2 separate regions of the Homo sapiens genome follow, and region 1 is linked to region 2. The links are chromatin loops, found by intact Hi-C in ENCODE. Cell type or tissue: heart right ventricle. All regions are shown on one strand. Each heading gives the region's core, and the rest is flanking DNA. Links, peaks and the distances in the headings are about the cores only.

Region 1 (11,534 bases), core at 2,242-10,241, 110 kb after region 2:
GGCAGCTTTCAGAGACAGGAGGCACTTGCACAGTGCCAGCAACACGGCTTAAGGGCTGGATGCAGAAACAGGGCAGCCTGGCATGAATGCATCAGTGCTGGGAGTCATGGGAGCTGACTCTGCCTTGGGCAAGCCCCTCTGCTTCTAAATCTGGTGACAGAAATAATTCCTATTTCAAACAGCTTCTGGGAAGATTAAGACAATATACATGAAACCACCTGTGGATGGCAAACACTATGCCAAGCCTAGTGCAGTCTCAACAAAGGTTTGCATTGTGACTGGACAAATTAATGGAAAGAGGAAGAGAACTGTGGGCAAATTCTCTGAAGAAGAAAATTCAAGCTGCCCTCCTTCAGGCATCCACCTTAAAGTACAGGAAGTGTTGCTGCATGAAGGAGGGTGAGCACCTGGTCTCCATCTGGATTGAGGACAAACGAAAAAGGGAAAGGCAAGAGTGGTGCCTAAAACTAGGAACAGAAGGAAATGGCCAGGCACAGTGGCTCATGCCTGTAATCCTGGCACTTTGGGGGGCCGAGACGGGTGGATCACCTGAGGTCAGGAGTTCGAGACTAGCCTGGCCAATGTGGCGAAACCCTGTCTCTACTAAAAAAATGCAAAAATTAGCCAAGTATGGTGGCACATGCCTGTAATCCCAGCTACTTGGGTGGCTGAGGCAGGAAAATTGCTTGAACCTGGGAGGCGGAGGTTGCAGTGAGCCGAGATTGCACCACTGCACTCCAGCCTGGGTGACAGAGCAAGACTCTGTCTCAAAAACAAAAAAGGAAGGAAGTGATGTCAACCTGATAAAGGCCATATATGAGAAGCCCACAGCTAACATCACACTCAATGGCGAAAGATAAAGTTTTTCCTCTAAGATCGGGAACAAGGCAAGGGTGCTTGCTTTCATCACTTCTGTTCAACATAGTCCTAGAAGTCCTAGCCAGAACAATGAGGCAAGAAAAAGAAATAAAAGGCATCTACAATGGATAGGAAGAAGTAACCTTACCTCTGGTTTGAAGATGACATGATTTCATATGTAGAAAACCCTAAAGATTACACACACACACAACACACACACACAGCTAATAAATTCAGCAAGGATGCAGGATACAAAACCAACATGCAAAAATTAGTTGCATGTCTATATACTAAACAATTCAAAAAGGAAATTAAGAAAACAATTCCATTTACAGTAGCATCAAAAAGAATAAAATATTTAACCAAGGAGGCAAAAGACTTGTACACTGAAAACTCCAAAACAGTGCTGAAAGAAATTAAAGGTACAAACAAATGAAAAGACATCCTGTGTTCATGGGTTGGAAAGCTTAATATTATTAAGATGCCAATACAACTCAAAGTAATCCACAGGTTTAAGGCAATCCCTATCAAAATCCCAACAACATTTTTTGTAGAAATAGAAAAATCCATCCTAAAATTCATATGGAATCTCAAAGGACCCCATAAAAAATATTTAAGAAGAACAAAGTTGTAGGTCTCACACTTCCTGATTTCAAACCTTAGTCTAACAAAACTACAGTAATCAAAACAGTATGGTATGGACATGAAGACAAAGAGACTAGTGGAATAGAATAGCCAGCCTAGCCTAGAAATAAACCCTTACCTATATGGTCAAGCAATTTTTTTTTTTTTTGAGACTGAGTCTCACTCTGTTGCCCAGGCTGGAGTGCAATTGTGCAATCTCAGCTTACTGCAACCTCCGCCTCCTGGGTTCAAGTGATCCTTGTGCCTCAGCCTCCCAAGTAACTGGGATTACAGGCATGTGCCACCACGCCTGGCTCATTTTTGTATTTTTAGCAGAGACGAGGTTTTGCCATGTCAGCCAGGCTGGTCTCAAACTCCTGACCTCAGGTGATCTGCCCACCTCTGCCTCCCAACCTGCTGGGATTACAGGTGTGAGCCACTGCACCGGGCCTGTCAAGGAATTTTTGATAGTATGCCAAGACCATTCGATGGGGGAAAAGGACAGTCATTTCAACAAATGGTGCTAGGAAAACTAGATACGCCATGCAAAGAATGAAATTGAAAACAGGAAATCAATAGAGAAAATCAAAAAAACCAAAAGCCGGTTCTTTGAAAAGATCAATAAAATCGATACACCGCTAGCCAGGCTAACTTAAACAGAAGACACAAATTACTAATACAGAAGTGAAAGAGAAGACATTGCTACAGATCCCACAGACATTAAAAGGATAATAGAAGAATATTCATATCCACAAATGTGATTGATCAATTCCTTGAAAGACACAGACTGCCAAAACTCACACAAGAAGAAACAGACAATCTGAATAGGCCTACATATATTAAAGAAATTGAGTGGTGGCAGATGCCTGTAGTCCCAGTTACTCGGGAGGCTGAGGCAGAAGAATGGCATGAGCCCGGGAGGCAGAGCTTGCAGTGAGTCGAGATTGTGCTACTGTACTCCAGCCTGGGTGACAGAGCGAGACTCCGTCTCAAAAAAAAATAAATAAATAAAATAACAATAATAAATTGAATCAATAATTAGTAACCTTCCAAAACAGAAAGCACCCAGCCTAGATGGGTTTATTGGTGAATTCCACACATATAATGGAATATTATTCAGCCTTAAAAGGAAGGAACTTATATAAGGTACCTAGAGTAGTCAAATTCACAGAGACAAAAAGTAGAATGGTGGTTCCCACGGGGCGATGAAGAGGGGAAAGTAAAGAGTTGCTGTTTCAGGTTTGCAAGATGGAAAAGTTTGGGAGATTAGTTGTACAATAATGTGAATGTACTTAATGCTCCTAAGCTATACATTTTAAAATAGTTAAGATGGTAATTTTTTTGTTGTGTGTGTGTGTGTGTGTATGTGTGTGTGTGTGTGTGTGTGTGTGTGTGTGTGTGTGTGTATATTTTTTTTTGAGACAGAGTTTCGCTCTTGTCACCCAGGCTGGAGTACAATGGTGCAATCTCAGCTCACTGCTGCCTCTGCCTCCCAGCTTCTAGCGATTCTCCTGCCTCAGCCTCCAGAGTAGCTGGGATTACAGGCACGCACCACCACGCCCAGCTAATTTTTGTATTTTTAGTAGAGGGGGTTTCACTATGTTGGCCAGGCTGGTCTTGAACTCCTGACCTCAGGTGATCTGCCCGCCTCGGCCTCCCACAATGCTGGGATTACAGGCGTGAGCCACCGCGCCCGGCCTGTTATGTATATTTTAACCACAATTTTTTTTAAAGTGGTGTGAGGGGCAGAGCTGTGCAGTCAAAAGGCTTACTATGTCCTCGCTGGGTCAGAACAGGCCCTGGAGGAAGAATCGTAAACCACCCATCCCCCACCACCACCCCACACATCGCCTGGCCAAGATGGTGAAACCCTGTCTCTACTAAAAATACAAAAATTAGCCGGGCATGGTGACACGGACCTGTAATCCCAGCTACGCGGGAGGCAGAGACAGGAGAATCGCTTGAACCCAGGAGGCAGAGGGTGCAGTGGAGGTTCAAGAATCGCTTGAACCCAGGAGGTGGAGATTGCACCACTGCACTCCAGCCTGGGCAACAGAACAAGACTCCATCTCAAAAAAAAAAAAAAAAAAAAAAAAAGGACTTTCTAGCCTACAACTTCACCCCCAAAGTGCACATGGGGGCAACAACCGAAGCCACTGGCCAACGAGTTTTATTCTTTGTCCCTCTCCTTCCCCCAAAAACATCCCTGGGCAAATGTTGGGGCTTTGTAGGTCCTATCAAGCCCTCTGGGGATCACGAACAGGCTGTGACAGGCAGGGCAGGCCCTCGAGAAAGGTGCTGTGAGTTAGGAGCTCCGAGTTCCGCCTGGGTTTGCTGCGATGGGTCCCTGCTTCCCTCTCTTCTCTGGACCCTGCGCCCAAGGTACAGGGAGATAGACGGGAGTGGGTGGGCGCCTGTGCTGCAGCTCTGGGACTCCAAGCAGTTCTCCCTTGGGCAACACCAAACAAACACAGGTGGACGGCCTGACAGCAGTGGGGGCTGCAGGACAGCCTGACCTGGCCTGAGTCCCTGGGCCAGCCCTGCATATCCAGCCTCAGGCCTCAAGCATGCAACACTGGGGCCTTGCCCTTGGGTGACGCGGACTGGGGAGCACCCTAGACTTGGAGTTATCTGGGATTCTTCCTCCCAAAGCAGTGCTGGGGCCCCACTCCTCCCAGGTTGCGCTCTGACCTCACCTCCCAGGGGGTGGCCGTGGTGCGAGCCTGGCCCGGGGAACGCATACCTGCAAGGTCTGCTCGTTACTATGCATGAGGTAGGCTATGATGGCGGCACAACTGCGGCTGATACCTTGGGTGGAAAAGATCAGAATGACAGAGCCAAGGTGATGGTGAATTTCTGCAAAAAGAAGTGGGGGGTTGGGTCATGCCTGGCCCTCCTCCCTGTGGGCCTGGGTTGCTGTCAGACACTGGCCTCCATGGGCCCGTGGTCCAAGCATGAGTTCAAAACCAGCCCACGTGACCTCGGCAAGTCCCATGATTTCTCTGGGAGCCCATTTCATTGTCTAGCAAGTGGGCATCCCTCAGACCTGGCTGGAAGTTCCAGAGAATCATGCCTGGGCAACCAGCATCACCAGGCAAAGACCTTCTCCTGAACTCCAGGTTTCTAGCCCAGGAAGCTCTGCTACCAACTGGCCTCCCAGTATGGGGCGGACAGGACCATCGTCATCCCAAAAACAGTCAGGAGCTGACAGAGCCAGTGTAGCCTGAGTGCCAATCCTGACTGCCACTCACTGGCCGTGGGGCTTGGGCAAGTTACTTCCTTTCCTTTCCTTCCCCCATCTCCTCTCTTCTTTCCCCTTTCTTCTCCTCTCTACTCCTCTCTCTCCTTTCCTTCTTTCTTTGTTGAGACAGAGTTTCACTCTTGTTGCCCAGGCTGGAGTGCAGTGGCACAATCTCAGTTCACTGCAACCTCTGCCTCCTGGGTTCAAGTGATTCTCCTGGCTTAACCTCCCGAGTACCTGGGATTACAAGCACCTGCCACCACGCCCAGCTAATTTTTTGTATTTTTAATAGAGATGGGGTTTCACCATGTTGGCCAGGCTGGTCTCCAACTCCAGACCTCAGGTGATCTGCCTGCCTTGGCCTCCCAAAGTGCTGGGATTATAGGCATGAGCCACTGCGCCTGATTTTTTTTTTTTTTTTTTTTTTTTCAATATAGACATGCAGTCTCACTATGTTGTTCAGGCTGGTCTTGAACTCCTGACCTCGGGTGATCTGCCCACCTTGGCTTCTCAAAGTACTGGAATGACAGGTAAGAACCACTGTGCCCAGCCTATTTTTATTTATTTTATTTTAGAGACTGGGTCTTGCTCTGTTGCCCAGGCTGGAACGCAGTGGTGTAATCACAGCTCACTGCAACCTTGAACTCCTGGGCTCAAGTAACCCTCCGCCTTAGCCTTCTGAGTAGCTGGGACCACAGGCATGTGCCACCATATCCAGCTAACTTTTTTGTACAGATGGGGTCTCACAATGTTGCCCGGGCTGGAGGGTAAGTTACTTGAGGCCACGGTGTCCTCATCTGGAAAACGGGATCACAGTATACTACCTACTTCATACAGTTTGGTTTTGTTCTGTGCTGAGCCCAGTGCCTGGCACAGAAATATCAGCTCTAATCACAGCACCCCTGAAGCTGTGAGTCCTGCCCAGGGAGAGGAAATCTAAGCTGGCACCCGAGGCTGGTCTGGCAACCCTCAGGAACTGAAGATAAGCCTACCAAGTGCAAAATCACAGACTGCCAGGGCTGAAGAAGGACGCAGAGATGACGATGGCCACCTTCCTCACCATCTGAATAAAGGAACTGAGCATGCAGTTTAATTTATTGACTGGCTCAGTGCTACCCAGGGAGGCAGGCTAGATGGGGTCCCTCCTTGGGCCACAAGGCTCTGCCATCTCGAGGTGGGACACATGGGAAGTCTCAGCCTCAGGCCCTGGTTGAGCAACATTTGACATCTACTGGGCAAATAAAGGATGGTTGGGGCTGGGTGTGGTGGCTCACGCCTGTAATCCCAGTACTTTGGGAGGCTGAGGTGGGTGGATTGCTTGAGCTCAGGAGTTCAAGACCAGTTTGGGCAACATGGCAAAACCCCATCTTTACTAAAAATGCAAAAATTAGTTGGACGTGGTGGTGCATGCCTGTAGTCCCAGCTACTTGGGAGGCTGAGGTAGGAGGATTGCTTGAGCCCAGGAAGTAGAGATTGCAGTGAGCCAAGATTGTGCCACTACACTCCAGCCTGGGTGAACAAGCCAGACCCCGTCTCGAAAAATAAAATTTAAAATAAGGGATGGTTGGGCCAAAATGCCATGCTCCAGCCCCTGGTACAGTGGCTCAGGCCAGGAGCTGTTGGTGCCAGACAGGCAGGCATGGGGTGGGGACTCTGACCTGACTCAGCCCTGCTCTCTCTACAGATCTTACTCTCCTCTGGCAATCTGGAGCCCCAGGAATGAGTAAAAAATCCACTCTTGATGAGTTAAGTAACTGGTGGGCATCACTTGGGTGTGGTGGCTCATGCCTATAATCCCAGCACCTTGAGAGGCTGAGGTAGGAAGATCGCTTGAGGCCAGGAGTTCAAGACCTGCCTAGGCAACATAGCAAGACCCCAACTCCACCAACCAACCAACAAACAAAAACAAAGAAAATCTTGGAAGTCAGAACTGAAAGAGCTTTGTAGTCTTCCTTCCATTCCACCGACATCCCACAGACCAAGGATGAAGGCGGGGATGGAGAGAGATAGATTTACTACTGGTCCCCAGAGCTCAGCCCAGAGCCTCCATGAGCATGTGCACTTGTGGGTAGCCATCACTCTCATTTTACAACAAGCCCAGAAGGGCACAGCCATCTAGCCAGGGCCAGAGCCTTGGGCCCCACTGCCCCCGAGGTAAACACCACGGTTGCTCGTTTCACTGAGGGCTCCCCAGAAGTTGGACGTGTCCTGGAGCTTGTCCCACCCAGATGGAGCATATGCCGAGCTGGGCCCTTTCTCTCTAGAGCATGGGGAAATCACGGTCCAGAATAAGCCTGTGAAGGAGGCTCCACTGCCCCTCTGCTTCCCAGACACAGGCCAGTTGCTACCCGGCCAAGGAACGCTCCTTACCAATGAAGTGACACATGTGGCGTAAGAAGGGAAGAATCTGGGCTTCCGGGGAATCTTCTATCCGGATGTGCAGAAGCTTGTCAGCATCGCCTGCAAAACTACACGGAAGGACCACACAGGTCATCAGGTGGAATGCAGAATGCAGGCATCCCCATTGTGGGGTTTTCATCACAGCAGAAGGGCCACAGGGAGGACGCTGAGCTTGTGTAAGGGGGAATGTGCACAGGTAACTCAACCTCTCCTGGAAAAAAACATCCAGGCTGGGTGTGGTGGCTCATGAATAAGCCCAGTAATTTGGGAAACAGAGATGGGAGGATCACATAGCGAGACCCTTGTCTTTTTTTTTGTTTGTTTGAGACAGATTCCCGCTCTGTTGCCCAGGCTGGAGTGCAGTGGCACGATCTCGGCTCACTGCAACCTCTACCTCCCAGGTTCAAGCGATTCTCCTGCTTCAGCCTCCCAAGTAGCTGGGATTACAGGCATGTGCCACCACAACCGGCTAATGTTTATATTTTTAGTAGAGATGGGGTTTCACCATTTTGGCCAGGCTGGTCATCAAACTCCCAACCTCAGCTTATGTACCCGCCTTGGCCTCTCAAAGTGCTGGGATTACAGGTGTGAGCCACCACACCCAGCCAAAAAAATTTTTTTAAGTACCTATCTTGGCCAAGCATGGTGGCTCACACCTGTAAACCCAGCACTTTGGGAGGCCAAGGCAGGCAGATCACTTGAGGTCAGGAGTTCGAGACCAGCCCAGGCAACATTTTGAAACCCTGTCTCTACTAAAAACTACAAAAATTAGCCGGGTATGATGGCACACACCTTTAGTCCCAGCTACTGGGGAGGCTGAGGCAGGAGAATCACTTAACCCTGGAGGCGGAGGTTGCAGTGAGCCAAGATTGTGCCACTGCACTCCAGCCTGGGTGACAGAGCAAGACCCCATCTCAAAAAATAATAAAATAGGCCAGGCGCGGTGGCTCATGCCTGTAATCCCAGCACTTTGGGAGGCCAAGGCGGGATGATCACAAGGTCAGGTGATCGAGACCATCCTGGCTAACACGGTGAAACCCCATCTCTACTAAAAATACAAAAAACTAGCTGGGCGTGGTGGCGGGCGCCTGTAGTCCCAGCTACTGGGGAGGCTGAGGCAGGAGAATGGCGTGAACCCAGGAGGCGGAGCTTGCAGTGAGCCGAGATTGTGCCACTGCACTCCAGTCTGGGTGACAGAGTGAGACTCCGTCTCAAAAAATAATAATAATAAAATAAAAACTAAAGGGAAGGGATAGCATTAGGAGATATACCTAATGCTAAATGACGAGTTAATGGGTGCAGCACACCAACATGGCACATGTATACATATGTAACAAACCTGCCCATTGTGCACATGTACCCTAAAACGTAAAGTGTAATAATAATAAAATTAAAAAAAATAAATAAAATAAATTTAAATATTATATAAAAAATAAAATGAAATATAAATCAGTAGTTTCTCTTTACTTACAAGGGCCCTGTATCCATGGAGACATTGACATGGGCTTTGATTTTCAAGTCCTTCTGAATCTTGGGGTCACAGGCTTGACTGAAATTGCCAACGAAGACCTTCCCTGGCACGATTTCAATGGGGTATGGCTGAAATGCATCCAGTTCCTGAAGTGTGGAGGGAGAAAGGCAGCTATGAGCATATTCCTCAGGGAAGAGGGATGTCTATCTCTTGAAACACAGCTCAGCAAACGAGCGTAAAAGGGCAGTTCCAGGACAGTGAATGTGACGGAGATCCAGACTTTGAAAGAGATTGGCACACGGTAACTTGCATGGGGTGGCACAGGGCGAGTCATGACGAAAGGACTGAGCCTCATCGTGCAGAGCGCTGGGTCTCAGCACTGGTGTCCATTCCCTCCGTGGCAACTGTTTACACTTGGCCAGGTGCACAAAGGTTGCAGTGAGGACGCTGTGGCCCAGAACTGTAACAACCCAGCATGTACTGGGGGCTCAGGAGGATGGAGAGGGACAGCTCTCTTAAGACCACCAGAATTTAAGCATCGAGAGAGAGAGAGAAGGAGGAGGAGGAGGAAGAGAGAGGAGGAGGAAGAGAGAGGAGGAGAGAGGAGGAAGAGAGAGGAGGAGAGAGGAGGAGGAGGAGGAGAGAGGAGGAGGAGGAGGAGGAGGGAGGAGGTGGAGGAGGAGAGAGGAGGTTTCATCATGTTGGCCAGGCTGGTCTTGAACTCCTGACCTCAAGTAATCCACCTGCCTCGGCTGCCCAAAGTGCTAGGATTACAGGCGTGAGCCACTGTGCTCAACCCATCTTTTTCTTTTCTTTTCTTTTTTTAAAGATACAGGGTCTCTCACTCTGTCACCCAGGCTGGAGTGCAAGTGGCTCAATCATAGCTCGCTGCAGTCTTATCTTCCTGGGCTCAAATGCTTCTCCTACCTCAGCCTCCCAGGTAGCTGGGACTACAGGTGCGCATGACCATACTCAGCTAATTTTGATACTTTTATCTTTTGTAGAGATGGGGTCTCACTATGTTGCCCAAGCTGTCCTCGAACTCCTGGCCTGTAGTGATCCTCCTGCCTCAGCCTCCCAAAGTGTTGGGATACACATGTGAGCCACCCTGCATGCCCAGAAATGAAGCCAGTGTATGTGCAGAGGGGTAGAGAGAACAAGACACCTACTTAAATGGGAGCTTCCTGAGTTCCAGGTCCAAAGTTATCATTAAAACTTTCGTTTGCCGGGCGCAGTGGCTCAAGCCTGTAATCCCAGCACTTTGGGAGGCTGAGGTGGGCGGATCACGAGGTCAGGAGATCGAGACCATCCTGGCTAACACGGTGAAACCTCGTCTCTTCTAAAAAATACAAAAAATTAGCCGGGCATGGTGGCGGGCACCTGTAATCCCAGCTACTTGGGAGGCTGAGGCAGGAGAATGGCATGAACCTGGGAGGCGGAGCTTGCAGTGAGCTGAGATTGTGCCACTGCACTCCAGCCTGGGCGACAGAATGAGACTCCGTCTCAAAAAAAAAAAAAAAAAAACAAAACAACAACAACAACAACAAAAAACTTTCGTTTATTTGAAACACAGACAAGGATTATCTCTACATTTCCCAAAGTGTGTTCTAAGAAACACTAGTCCCCCATAAGGCACTATGAGAAAAGGGTTCAGGGGTTCAGATAACCAAATGCAATCTGTGTGTTCCACATCCATATATTCAAGCAACCTTGGATGAAAAATATCCAGAAAAATAATTCATGGTTGCATCTGTACAGAACATGTACAGACTTTTTTTCTTGTCATTATTCCCTAAACGATACAGTATAACAATTATTTACATAGCATGTACATTGTATTAGGTATTATAAATAATCTAGAGATGATTTAAAGTATACACAAGAGGGGCCAGGTGAGGTGGCTCACATCTGTAACCCCATCACTTTGGGAGGCCGAGGCAGGCGCATCACCTGAGGTGAGGAGCTTGAGACCAACCTGGCCAACGAGTGAAACCCCATCTCCACGAAAAACACAAAAATTAGCCAGGCATGATGGTGCATGCCTGTAGTCCCAGCTACTCGGGAGGCTGAGGCAGGAGAATCACTTGATCCTGGGACGTGGAGGTTGCAGTGAGATGAGATCATGCCACTGCACCCCAGCCTGGCAACAGAGTGAGACTCTGTCTCAAATAAATAAAGTATACGAGACGATACGCTTAGGTTAGACGCAAATACTACACCATCTTGTATCAGGGAGTTGAAGATCCAAGGATTTGGTATCTATTGGGGGCCCTGGAACCAACCTCCATGGATACTGGACAACTGTACAAACGGACAGCTGTATCTATGATTCCTCTCTCGGAAACAACACGTACATTAGCAATCAAAGGTTCAAAGAAGTTGGGCACAGTGGCTGCTCATGCCTGTGATATCAGCACTTTGGGAGGCCAAGGTGGGAGGATCGCTTGAACCCAGGAGTTCAAGACCAGCCTGGGTAACACAGCAAGACCCTTGTCTCTACAAAAAATAAAAAATTCGCCAGGCATGGTGGCACATGGCTGTACTCCCGGCTACTCAGGAGGCTGAAGTGGGAGGATCCCACAGGAGTTTGAGGTTACAGAGAGTTATGACCGCATCACTGCACTCCAGCCTGTCTCTCAAAAAAAAAAAAAAAAAAATAGCCGGGCACAGTGCCTCATGCTTATAATCCCAGCACTTTGGGAGGCTGAGGTGGGTGGATCACTTGAGGTCAGGAGTTTGAGACCAGCCTGACCAACATGGTGAAACCCTGTCTCTACTAAAAATACAAAAATTAGCCAGGTGTGACAGTGCACGCCTGTAATCCCAGCTACTCGGGAGGCTGGGGCAGGAGAATCACTTGAACCCAGGAGGTGGAGCCTGCAGTGAGCCAAGATTGTGCCATTGCACTCCAGCCCGGGCAACAAGAGCAAAACTCCATCT
Region 2 (11,534 bases), core at 1,929-9,928:
TGGTCTCAGGTGATCTACCCACCGTGGCCTCCCAAAGTGCTAGGATTACAGGTGTGAGCCACCGTGGCCGAGTCATATCTGATCATAATTTTTTTTTACTTTTTTTTTCATATCTGGTAATTTTTTATTTTATGCTAGACACTGAATGCTGTATTAGGGGCTCTAGATTTTGTTGTTTTCCTTTAAAAAATGTTGACTTTTGTTCTGATAGGCGGTTAACTTACTTGAAGATTGGCTTGAAACTTGAGGTTTGTTTCTAAGCTCTTTTCGGGAGAGTCTAGCATAGCCTTTATTCAAAGGCTGAATCTTTGTGGCTGCCTAATCAGTGGTGGGTGACTTAGGTCAGACGACCAGGATACCACCAAGTTGCTGGGGATGGTGACAGGGTATGGAGGAAGCACAGCCAGAGAGGCCCACATGAAGCTCACATGGTCGCACTGAGGCAGGTGCCCTCTATTTGAGATAAAAGGACGAGGTGTTAGTCCCTCAGGATGATACTGGTACAGCCTCCTGCCTTATCCTGCTACACCAGCAGAGGCATGTCCTGGCTTCTGACTGACTGCAGTGGCTAGAAGGGTGCAAGTGGTGGCACACATGGGTGTAGGAGAAGGGACAGCATTAATACCCCCTGCTGCTGGGCGCATTCATTCCCGGTGAGGCACAGTGAGTAGAAACCTTTGGCTCTGGGGTCAGGCGCAGTGGCTCACGCCTGTAATACTAGCACTTTGGGAGGCTGAGGCAGGCAGATCACGAGGTCAGGAGTTTAAGACCAGCCTAGCCAATATGGTGAAACACTGTCTCTACTGAAAATACAAAAATTAGCTGGGTGTGGTGACGGGCACCTGTAGTCCCAGCTACTCTGGAGGCTGAGGCAGGAGAATGGTGTGATCTGGGAGGCGGAGCTTGCAGTGAGCCAAGATCACACCACTGCACTCCAGCCTGGGCTGCTAGAGTGAGACTCCATCTCAAAAAAAAAAACAAACCTTTGGCTCTGGGTTTCCCCTGAGCTGCAAACTCCAGCCAGAGTGTGCAGCGTGCTAAGCATGAAGGCTTCTGTAGAGTGAGTGGGAACCTGTGTTCTCCCCGGGGAGTGTTCGGCCCTCCTCCCTTTGCTGCCTCCAGTTTCACTTAACACGCCAACCTCAGATGGCCTCACCTACTGCTATTCCATCGACCTCTCAGAGCGAGTGGCACTGAAGCTCGATCAGACCTTCCCCTTCAGCCTGATGAGGAGGATATCCGTGTTCAAGTACGTCTCAGGGTCTTCAGCCGAGAGGAGGGCAGCCCAGAGCCGGAAGTAAGTGACAGAACTCTTAAGTGCTGTTAAATCTTTTTTAAAAAAAAAATTATTTTTTTTTTTTGAGACGGAGTCTCACTCTGTCACCCAGGCTGTAGTGCAGTGGCACAATCTCGGCTCACTGCAACCTCTGCTTCAGGTTCAAGTGATTCTTCTGCCTCAGTCTCCTCAGTGTCTGGGATTACAGGTGCCCACCACTACATCCAGCTAATTTTTTTGTATTTTTAGTAGAGATGGGGTTTCACCATGTTGGCCAGGCTGGTCTCGAACTCCTGACCTTGTGATTTACCTGCCTCGGCCTCCCAAAGTGCTGGGATTACAGGCGTGAGCCACTGCCCCCGGCCAAATGCTGTCAAATCTTATTCTGTTTTTTTATTCTTTTTTTTATTTGAGGACAGGGTCTTGCCCTGTTGCCCAGGCTGGATTGCAGTGGTATGATCATAGCCCGCTACAGCCTCACACTCGTGGACTCAAGTGATCCTCCCACCTCAGCCTCCCAAGTAACTGAGACTACAGGCACATACCATCATGCCTAGCTAACTTAAATTTTTTGTAGGGACAGGGTCTCCACTGTGTTACCAAGGCTGGTCTCAAACTCCTGGTCTCAATCCATCCTTCCTTGATTTCTCAAAGTACTGGGATTACAGGTGTGAGCCACTGAGCCTGGCCTAACCTTATTATTAAAGCAACTCCAGGGCATGCAGAGGGTGTGGCTGGTTTATTGCCGTAAGTGATAAAGAAATGAGGTGCGGCAGATTGGAAAATAATGCACAGATGTCTTCTGAGCATTCTGGATTCTGCACAACTGCTTCTGAAGTAGCAACAGCAGGAAAGGGAAGGCATTTGAGGACACTTAACATGTGATCCTGAGTGACTTGTAGATAGGCTGGGCAGGAGGGCCCCCATCTAATTGACATTAGACACATACCTGCTGCAGGTCAGCCTGGGCTGTGACACACAATAGCCTCGATAAGTGCAGATAGGGCTGGGTGCGATGGCTCACGCCTGTAATCCCAGCACTTTGGGAGGCCAAGGTGGGCAGATCATATAAGGTCAGGAATTTGAGACGAGCCTGGCCAACGTGATGAAACCCCATCTCTGCTAAAAATACAAAAATTATCCAAGCGTGGTGGTGGTTGCCTGTAATCCCAGCTACTCAGGAGGCTGAGGCAGGAGAATCACTCGAACCTGGGAGGTGGAGGTTGCAGTGCACCGAGATCACACCACAGCACTCCAGCCTGGTTGACAGAGCAAGACACTGTCTCCCAAGAAAAAAAAAAAAAAAAAGGTGCAGACAGTCCACACAGCCAACTAGGCTGCTTAGGAGGTGGCCCAGCCCAGGTTTTCTGGTGAGGTTTACTGTTTTCCAGTTGGCTGATTAACTCACAGATGGAAAGTGCTGGTAAGCCGCCAGAGCTTGTGTGGCCTGGCTGCTTCATTTTATAGAGGAGGCCCAAAGAAGACAAGGGTCTTTCTCACCCACTCTGTTTCCAGGTAACAGAGTCAGGAGAGGGGCCATCTGGAAGCACGTCCCCTGCTTAGGAGGCCACCTCCCTCCCTCTCCCCTGTTCCCAGTGCCTCCTGCCTCTGAGTTCTCCGCTGGTTTCTGTCCATGCTGAGACCTCACAGTGTAGGATTTTTTCTTTCCTTCAGTGGTCCTCCCCCCAAAAAAGGAGCTCGCTGGGAAAGGCGTGTTCATCCATTTTGTATTGCTATAAAGAAATACCTGAGCCTGGGTCATTTATAAGAAAAGAGGTTTATTTGGCTCATGGCTTCGTAGGCTACACTAGGATCATGGCACCGGCCTCAGGCAGCTTCCAATCATAGGGCAAGGGGAGGCGGCACCACACATTGAGAGAGGGAGGGAGGTGCTGGGCTCTTAAACACCCAGCTCTTACCTAAACTCAGAGGGAGAACTCATTACTACGGGGAAGAAGCCAAGCCACTCACGCAAGGTCTGCCCCCGTGACCCAGACGCCTCCCACTGAGCTCCACCTCTAGTGCTGGAACACTGGGAATCACGTTTCTTTTTTTTTGAAATGGAGTCTCACTCTGTGGCCCAGGCTGGAGTGCAGTGGCGTGATCTCAGCTCACTGCAACCTCCACCTCCTGGGTTCAAGTGATTCTCCTGTCTCAGCCTCCCAAGTACTTGGAATTATAGGCGCGTGCCACTATACCCGGCTAAAGATCCATTTCAGCACATGATTTGGAGCAGAGGAAACATCCAAAGTGTATCAGAAGGCAAGGTGCTTGGTCCTTGGCCCTTTTTGGCCCGCCACCAGCTGTGGAGTAAATTTTCCCCTGCACGCTGGCCTGGATGTGGGGTTTTTGTTGAATAGGAAGCTGCCCTTAGAGCTTCTTCCAAGAGGTGCTCCCAGCTGTCAACAGCTCAGAGCCCTTGGACTATTTTTCTAAAAGGCCAGGAGGGCTGCTGGGAAAACAGAAATGCGGACTCACCGCATTATTGCTTCAGGCAAGTAATTCCTGGGGTCTCAATGTGGGGGAGACTGTACATTTAGGACTAGGTGTTTTGTGGGTTTTAGTTGTTCTCATTGAATCTGGAGAACTGTCTGTCACCAAGGAATCCCCTCTGTAATAGCTGATGGTGGTCTCCAGCTGTATCTCACATACAAGAGCTCACTCTCCAAGACTGGCCCTGATGAGAAAGTTCTTCCATGCTGAAGGGCCGGGCGCGGTGGCTCACACCTGTAATCCCAGCACTTTGGGAGGCTGATGCGGGTGGATCACGAGATCAGGAGATCGAGACCATCCTGGCTAACACGGTGAAACCCCATCTCTACTAAAAATACAAAAAATTGGCCATGTGCGGTGGTGGGCACCTGTAGTCCCAGCTACTCGGGAGGCTGAGCCAGGAGAATGGTGTGAACCTGGGAGGTGGAGCTTGCAGTGAGCCGAGATCGCGCCACTGCACTCCAGCCTGGGCAAAAGAGCGAGACTCCGTCTCAAAAAAAAAAAAAAAGAGTTCTTCCATGCTGAATTGCAATCAGCCTCACAGACACTGCCACACCCAGTGCCAGGTCTGATCCTGCCTCACTGTGACAGGCAGATCTTAGGGTTTAAGAGGAAGATGGTGTTCCTTCTGTGTTCCCCACGTGACATGGAGTCCAGTCCCTCAGGTCTGGTGCCTGCTGCAGACACTCAGAATATTGTGTTTCAGGCAGCCTGACAGTGGGTCCAGGGCCATGTCATGACACGCATGTTTATTTTGTCAGCAAGATGGCCGTTTGGACAGCTTGTCTCCTCAGAGGCTCTTGTTGATAGATAATTTTTTTTTTTTTTTTTTTTTTACACATGGTCTTGCTCTGTTGCCTAGGCTGGAGTGCAGTGGCACAGTCATAACTCACTGCAGCCTCAAACTTCTGGGTTTAAGCAGTCCTCCTACCTCAGCCTCTTAAGTACCTGGGACTAGAAGCATATGCCACCAGACCTGGCTAATTAAAAAAAAAAAAAAACAATTTTTTTTTTTGAGACAGAGTCTTGCTCTGTCACCCAGGCTGGAGTGCAGTGGCACAATCTTGGCTCACTGCAACCTCTGCCTCCCAGGTTCAAGCGATTCTCCTGCCTCAGCCTTCTGAGTAGCTGGGACTACAGGCGCCTGCCACCACACCTGGCTAATTTTTTTTTTTTAATTTTTAGTAGAGACCGGGTTTCATCATGTTGGCCAGGCTAGTCTCGAACTCCTGACCTCAGATGATCCACCCGCCTTGGCCTCCCAAAGTGCTGGGATTGCAGGTGTGAGCCACCATGCCCAGCCTGAATCCGTTCTCTTTGGGCAGAATTGTCGAGCCAGCCACACAGGCACTGGCAGCTGTGACCTGGTCCCAACGCTCCATCTGGTTTAGAAGCTGCTGTGAGCAGGTCACCCCTCCGGTGGTCTCAGTGGCAGGTCCAGTGTCCTTTCATACAACTCCCTTGCTGCAGGACTGCAACTGGCCCCACCCTCCCTGGGCATCTGTGGTCTGATTGGTTGAGGTTAACCTTTCTCCCACTTGGTACTTAGAGCAAGTCACAGAAAACATCCAAGGCATGTTGTACTAGAAAGCGGGGGCAACCTCAAGCACAAGATGCCATGACCTTGCCAAGACTCGCTGAAGGACCATTTTCTCTCTTGTTCCATTCCAGACTGAACCCGGTGCCTGGCTCCTACCCCACACAGAGCTGCCACCCTCACCTGTCCCCAAGCCACCCTGTGTCCCAGACGCAGCACGCCAGTGGTCAGAAGCTGGCCTCCTGGCCCTCCTGCACCCCCGGGCACATGCCCACCTTGCCTCCGTACCAGCCTGCCTCCGGCCTGTGCTATGTGCAGAACCACTTTGGTCCAAACCCCACCTCCTCCAGTGTCTACCCAGCTTCTGCGGGCACCTCCCTGGGCATCCAGCCCCCCACGCCTGTGAACAGCCCTGGCACGGTGTATTCTGGGGCCTTGGGCACACCAGGGGCTGCAGGCTCCAAGGAGTCCTCCAGGGTCCCCATGCCCTGAGAGAATTTCTAGGGAAGTCATCTCACTTGGCCTTCTGAAGGTCCTCCCTAAGAGTCTCCTGACAAAAGTTACTTATTGAACACCTCTATGTGCCAGGCTCTGTGTTGGGTACTTTGATCAATGCCCCTGTTTCAGTCTCATCTGTACTCACGGCAGCCCTGTGGAGTACGGTGTACTGGCCCAGCTTACAGATGCAGAAAGCGAGACGTTCTGCCATCAGATAAAGTCACGTGGCTCTTTAGTAACACGGACAAGGCTCCTCGCCAAGGAACTCGTGGCAGAAGAGGGCAGCAGTTGGCAGTAGCTGCCGATGTCTGTCCCCAGCTCCACCATTCCTCCCTGTGGCTGTGCCGTGCTCGTGGTTTCAGTGTCCGTGTGTCCATGTGTCTGCCCTTCAGGAGCTCGCAGCTGGTGTGCTTGGCGGTCCCAGGCCTGTGTAGTGTCTCTCCCCTGCTGCGGGCGCCCCCACCCCGATTCCTCTCCCCAGAAGCGGTGGGATGGGCCCCCATGAACTGCAGCAGCATGCTGAGGTGTCCATGTTGTCTGCCTTTGTATAAAGAAACAGCCTCTGACCTGCCGTGCTGGCGTGTGCTTCCTTTGTGGTCTGGCTGGGGAAGAGGGAGTGCGCTGAGATCTGGGCAGTGGCAATGTGTGGTGTGGCGGCAGAGAGGAGAGATGCACCAGGGCCAGGTCAGGCAGGTGACCAGGGCCCAGTGGGTCAGGAATGGGGGTCTCGTGGGGAGCAGGCAACTGAGATGGGTACCAGCAGGAGCCACTGCTGCCCTGAGAGAGAGGGGTGTTGCCAGAGCCCAGAAGCTGGGACTACAGTTAGGAGGGCTGCTGGCAGGGCTGTGCCAAGAAGGACATGGGCACTGCTGGCGATGTCCCTGAAGCAAGACGGGAGAAGACGCTGGCTTTACCACCAGTGTCTCCTGTTGGCCATGTTGACCAGGAACCAGGAGTGAGGGGCGGGGGGCCTCTATGAGACAGTGCAGGGCACTGATGAGTGTGGCTGAGCTGTCACTCACCTGGCCAGCCCTTGAGGACAGCTGGGGCTCCTCACGGCAGGCTGTGTTGAGAAGGCATGCCAGCTGCCTGGTGTTTTGTGGACCTAGTAACACGTGGCCTTCATTTATCCCAGGAGCTGGATGGCCCATTCTAGACTGGCTTTCTGATAGGTTTTAGGTCTTTGGACATGTATAAGACAGAACCCCAAGCCCATCCAGCCTGGTGAGGGTGGGGCCGTGACGGGCCCACGCCTGGGGGGGCCTCAGACATGAGCAAGAAGGGGCCTGCGCTGGGGTGAGAGGGTGTGCCACTGTGTGTGGCCCTGGTTTTTAAATCTCTTTGTTCCTTGGGACTTTTCCTTAGTCTGGCCACAATGCACAACACAGCCTGGAGTCAGCTCACAGTGGGACCCTTTCTCACCCTCACGTGCATTTTGGAAGCTCTGGAGGCCATCCCAACCCCTTCTCCCATTTGCCTGTCAAATCATCCACTAATATGCCCATGTCCGGAAACCATTCACTGATTCTGTGCCAAGCCGGAGGCTCAATGATGATGAGCCCCATGTGCGCAGGGAGCCCCTAGCATGGGGCCTGGCACTCAATAAATATGAGTGGAATGAACGGATGAATAGGTGATGCCCGCCCTTGGGGAGCTCATTGGAGCAGAAGAAATGGAAAATAATTATCATTCAGGCCGGGCTCAGTGACTCACGCCTGTCATTCCAGCACTTTGGGAGGTCTGGGTGGGCGGATCGCTTGAGGTCAGGAGTTCAAGACCAGCCTGGCCAACATGGTGAAATCCCATCTCTACTAAAAATGCAAAAATTGGCCGGGCGCAGTGGCTCACATCTGTAATCCTAGCACTTTGGGAGGCCAAGGCTGGTGGATTACGAGGTCAGGAATTCAAGACCAGCCTGGCTAAGATGGTGAAACCCTGTCTCTATTTACAAAAATTAGCCGGGCGTGGTGGTGGGCGCCTGTAATCACAGCTATCCGGGAGGCTGAGGCAGGGAGGCGGAGGTTGCAGTGAGCCGAGATCATGCCACTGCACTCCAGCCTGAGTGACAGAGTGAGACTCCATCTCAAAAAAAAAAATTAGCTGAGCATGGTGGCACACGCCTGTAGTCCCAGCTACTCGGGAGGCCAAGGCAAGAGAATTGCTTGAACCCAGGAGGCAGAGGTTGCAGCAAACTGAGGTCACACCACTGCACTCCAGCCTGGGTGACAGAGCAAGACTCCCTCTCAAAAAAAAACATTTGTCATTCAGTGCCCTGCAAAGCTGTGATGGGGCGAAGCAGCACTTCAGGGGCGCAGAGGAGGCCCCCAGCCCAGCATGGCCTGACAAGCTGGGGATCAGCAGGATCCTGAGGACCAACCCTTCCATGGAAAGAGAGGGGGGCTGTGGAGGGAGGGTGGGAGGGTACTAACCATGTCCTCTGGCTGTTAGGAGGATGGAGAGCACAGCTCATTAAGCATAAGTGAAAGCATTACCCCCAACATGCTGGAAACCCCTCCCCTCCCATCCCCAGACAGGGCAGGACCCACAGCGGCCAGAGAAGCTTCCAGACATTATCAGTTTCCCTGCTCGGTTGGCGGAGGGCAGCAGAGAAGCAGATTCATGCCCTGCTCGCTCTGCAAACCTCAGGTAGGCTCTGCTCCTCAGCGCGGACATCAGAAGAAAGGCTTGCCCTTATACTCTAAGGCAGTGGTCCCCAACTTTTTTGGCACCAGGGACCGGTTTCGTGGAAGATAATTTTTCCACAGACAGGTATGGGGATGGTTTCAGGATGATTCAAGTGCATTCCATTTATTGTGCACTTTATTATTACATTGTTAATATACAATGAAATAATTATACAACTCACCATAATGCAGAATCAGTGGGAGCCCTGAGCTTGTTTTCCTGCAACTAGAGGGTCCCATCTGGGGGTGATGGGAGACAGTGACAGATGGGTAGACTGGTGCCAGTTGGTGGTCCCTGAGGTTGCGAACCCCTGCTCTAAGGAACTGAGTACCGTGTAGGAAGTTGATTTGCAGGTAATTACAAGGCAAGATAAAGGCTGTGGGAGCCGTGGGTTGAGCTATGTCATTCCTTCACACGCCCATCTGTTTACTGAATCATTCTTTCATTTAAAGAACATGCCGGGCACAGTGGCTCACGCCTGTAATCCCACACTTTGGGAGGCTGAGGCGGGCAGATCACTTGAGGTCAGGAGTTCAAGACCAGTCTGGTCAACATAGTGAAAAACCATCTCTACTAAAAAAAAAAAAAAAAAAAATTAGCCGGGCGTGGTGGCGGGCGCCTCTAGTCCCAGCTACCCGCGAGGCTGAGGCGGGAGAATCACTCGAATCCAGGAGGTGGAGGTTGCAGTGAGCTGAGATCGCACCACTGCACTCCAGCCTGGGCAACAGAGTGAGACTCTGTCACAGAAAAAAAAAAAAAGAGCAGCAACTGTAAATCCAGTGGTCAAGGATGGCCTCCCTGGGAAGGTGACATTTCTGCTGAGACCTGAAGGAATCCAAGAAGAGAAGCAGGTGAAGAGCTTCCAGGTGGACAGGGAGAACAGAGAGCCAGGAGGGAATGGGCCAAGCACGCCCACCCAACATGACAAAGTGGCTGCAGGAGCATGGCACGGGTGATGCAAACAGCAGGTGCTCAATAAATGTTTGTTGCCCTGGACATCTGCACAAGGACAGCGTGGGCTTGGGAGGCCCCACCCATGCTTATTGCTTGGTGCTCTGCGTCCTGATGACCTGTCTGCCTGGCCTAATGGGGAACTCACAGCCAAAGGCCACAGATCCCAGGAGCCTGAGTCCTGGTCACCCCCTCCCTCACCCTTTCACGCATTCATTCATTCGCTCACTCATTCATTCTCTCATCAAATAATTACTGAGCATGTACTACATTCTGGCCTTATCCCAGGGGCTGGGGACACAGAGGTGACTAAGACCTGGTCCCAGCACAGTCTCTAAGGGAGACAGAAACCCACGGTAATGCCAGGAGGTACCAGTTCTGGGAGAAGCAGCCAGTCCTGTAGGACCCAGGCAAGGTCTCTGCTGGCCTCAAGGGCTGGCCAGACCTATGGAACGTAGAAAAAGATGTTCCAGGCTGGGCGTGGTGGCTCACGACTGTAACCCCAGCACTTTGGGAGGCCAGGGCTGCTGGATCACGAGGTCAGGCGTTCCAGACCAGCCTGGCCAACATGGCGAAACCCCATCTCTGCTCAAAATACAAAAATTAGCTGGGTGTGCTGGTGCACACCTGTAATCCCAGCTACTCAGGAGGCTGAGGCAGGATAATTGCTTGAACACGAGAGGTTACAGTGAGCCGAGATTGTGCAACTGCAGTCCAGCCTGGGTGACAGAGAAATACTGTCTCAGAAAAAAAAGAAAGAAAAAGAAAAGAAAAAGACGTTCCAGGGGAAGAGGGCGGTGTGCACCAAAAACAGCTGTGTCCCGCCTGTTAGGACAAGAAAGTGGAGTGTGGGAGATTACACAGGGCTGGCTCAGAGGACGTGGAGAGGCCACCCAGGCCGGGGTGGGAAGGGCTTGGAAGGCCAGCCTGAGGGTTTCAACTTGACGCTGTGGGTGGTAGTGACCACGATAAGGTTTCTCTGATCATTTTACTGTGCACAGAACTGGGGCCAGGGAGTCTGAGCCCAGTGCCTGAGCCCCAGGCCTCACCCCGGGGGACTGGCTCTTTCACGTGGCTGGCATCTCGGCGGAAAGGTGAGCTGCACTTTCTCAGTGCCATGTGACAGGCCCACTCCTCCTCTCTATGCCTGGCCAGGGCGCATTCCTGCGGTTGGCAGGAAAGGCAATTTAAAACCCTTGAGGCTCCTGTGAGTCCTTTGTTGCTCCCAGGTGTGGTCCATATTTTGTTCACTCACAGGGCTCCAGGTGCACAGAAAGGTTACCTACCGGTAGAGGTTGGGGAGGACAGAGCCAGACTCCCCACTGAAAGGAGGGAGCCCAGATGTCCCACGACCTGAGTGCCCCACACTCTTCCCCTCTCTGCCCTCTCGAGGAAGCCAGCAAAGAGAAGGAGGTTTGCTTTCTCACTGCAACCTCCGCCTCCCAGGTTCAAGCAATCCTCGTGCCTCAGCCACCCGAGTAGCTGGGATTACAGTCATGCGCCACCATGCCTGGCTAATTTAGGCCAGGTGTGGTGGCTCACGCCTGTTATCCCAGCACTTTGGGAGGCCCAGTTCGGTGGGTCACTTGAGATCAGGAGTTGGAGACCTGCACCTGGCCAAGATGGCGAAACCCCGTCTTTACCAAACAATACAAAAGAAATTAGCCAGGTGTAGTGGCAGGCGCCTACAGTCCCAGCTACTTGGGAGGCTGAGGTGGGAGAATCACTTGAACCTGGGAAGCAGAGGTTGCAGTGAGCCAAGATCGTGACACTGTACTCCAGCCTGGGTGACAGAGCGAGACTCTCTCAAACACAAAAGGTAGGGGAGAAGGTCCTGGGGAAAGGCCCAGAGGTCCAGGACAGGACAGGGAGAGCTGGAAAGATGAGCTAGGAAGATGGGTGGGTGAAGCTCCCTCTGCAGACAAACCTTGACATGGGAAGTGTATGTGAGTGTGTGTATGTGTGTGCATACGCATGCATGCCTTTGCACACTATGGTCTTTGGGCCTGAGCAAAGGGGCCCCTGCCTGGTTCCTGTGCTTCTCAGGGCCATGCTAGCCTGAAACCCATGCTCCTGGCTTCTGGAGCACGCCCT

The links. Peaks named below come from ENCODE experiments on the same cell type or tissue, not always from the same donor. Only the 100,000 strongest peaks of a DNase experiment are listed, where the experiment ranks them.
Region 1: it touches region 2 in a loop (3.0-fold over the local background); 37 of 110 quality-filtered maps call a loop at or near these places.

What each region holds. Positions count from the first base shown.
Region 1 is chr7:75,996,665-76,008,198 of GRCh38, forward strand. It overlaps STYXL1 (serine/threonine/tyrosine interacting like 1), which reads right to left. Exons shown (of 9, transcript NM_001317785.2): 6 at 8,595-8,740; 7 at 7,094-7,191; 8 at 4,226-4,338. Among named protein-coding and RNA genes, the nearest start is that of TMEM120A, 7.8 kb to the left of the region's middle. RefSeq lists an enhancer at 4,141-4,641. In heart right ventricle, for the core only: no CTCF peak of the experiment used is centred there; no DNase peak of the experiment used is centred there.
Region 2 is chr7:75,882,552-75,894,085 of GRCh38, forward strand. RHBDD2 (rhomboid domain containing 2) reads left to right here. Exons shown (of 4, transcript NM_001040456.3): 3 at 1,147-1,297; 4 at 5,441-6,375. The coding sequence ends at 5,798. Among named protein-coding and RNA genes, the nearest start is that of RHBDD2, 9.3 kb to the left of the region's middle. In heart right ventricle, for the core only: no CTCF peak of the experiment used is centred there; a DNase peak (open chromatin) is centred at 6,054; H3K27ac peaks cover 1,297 bases.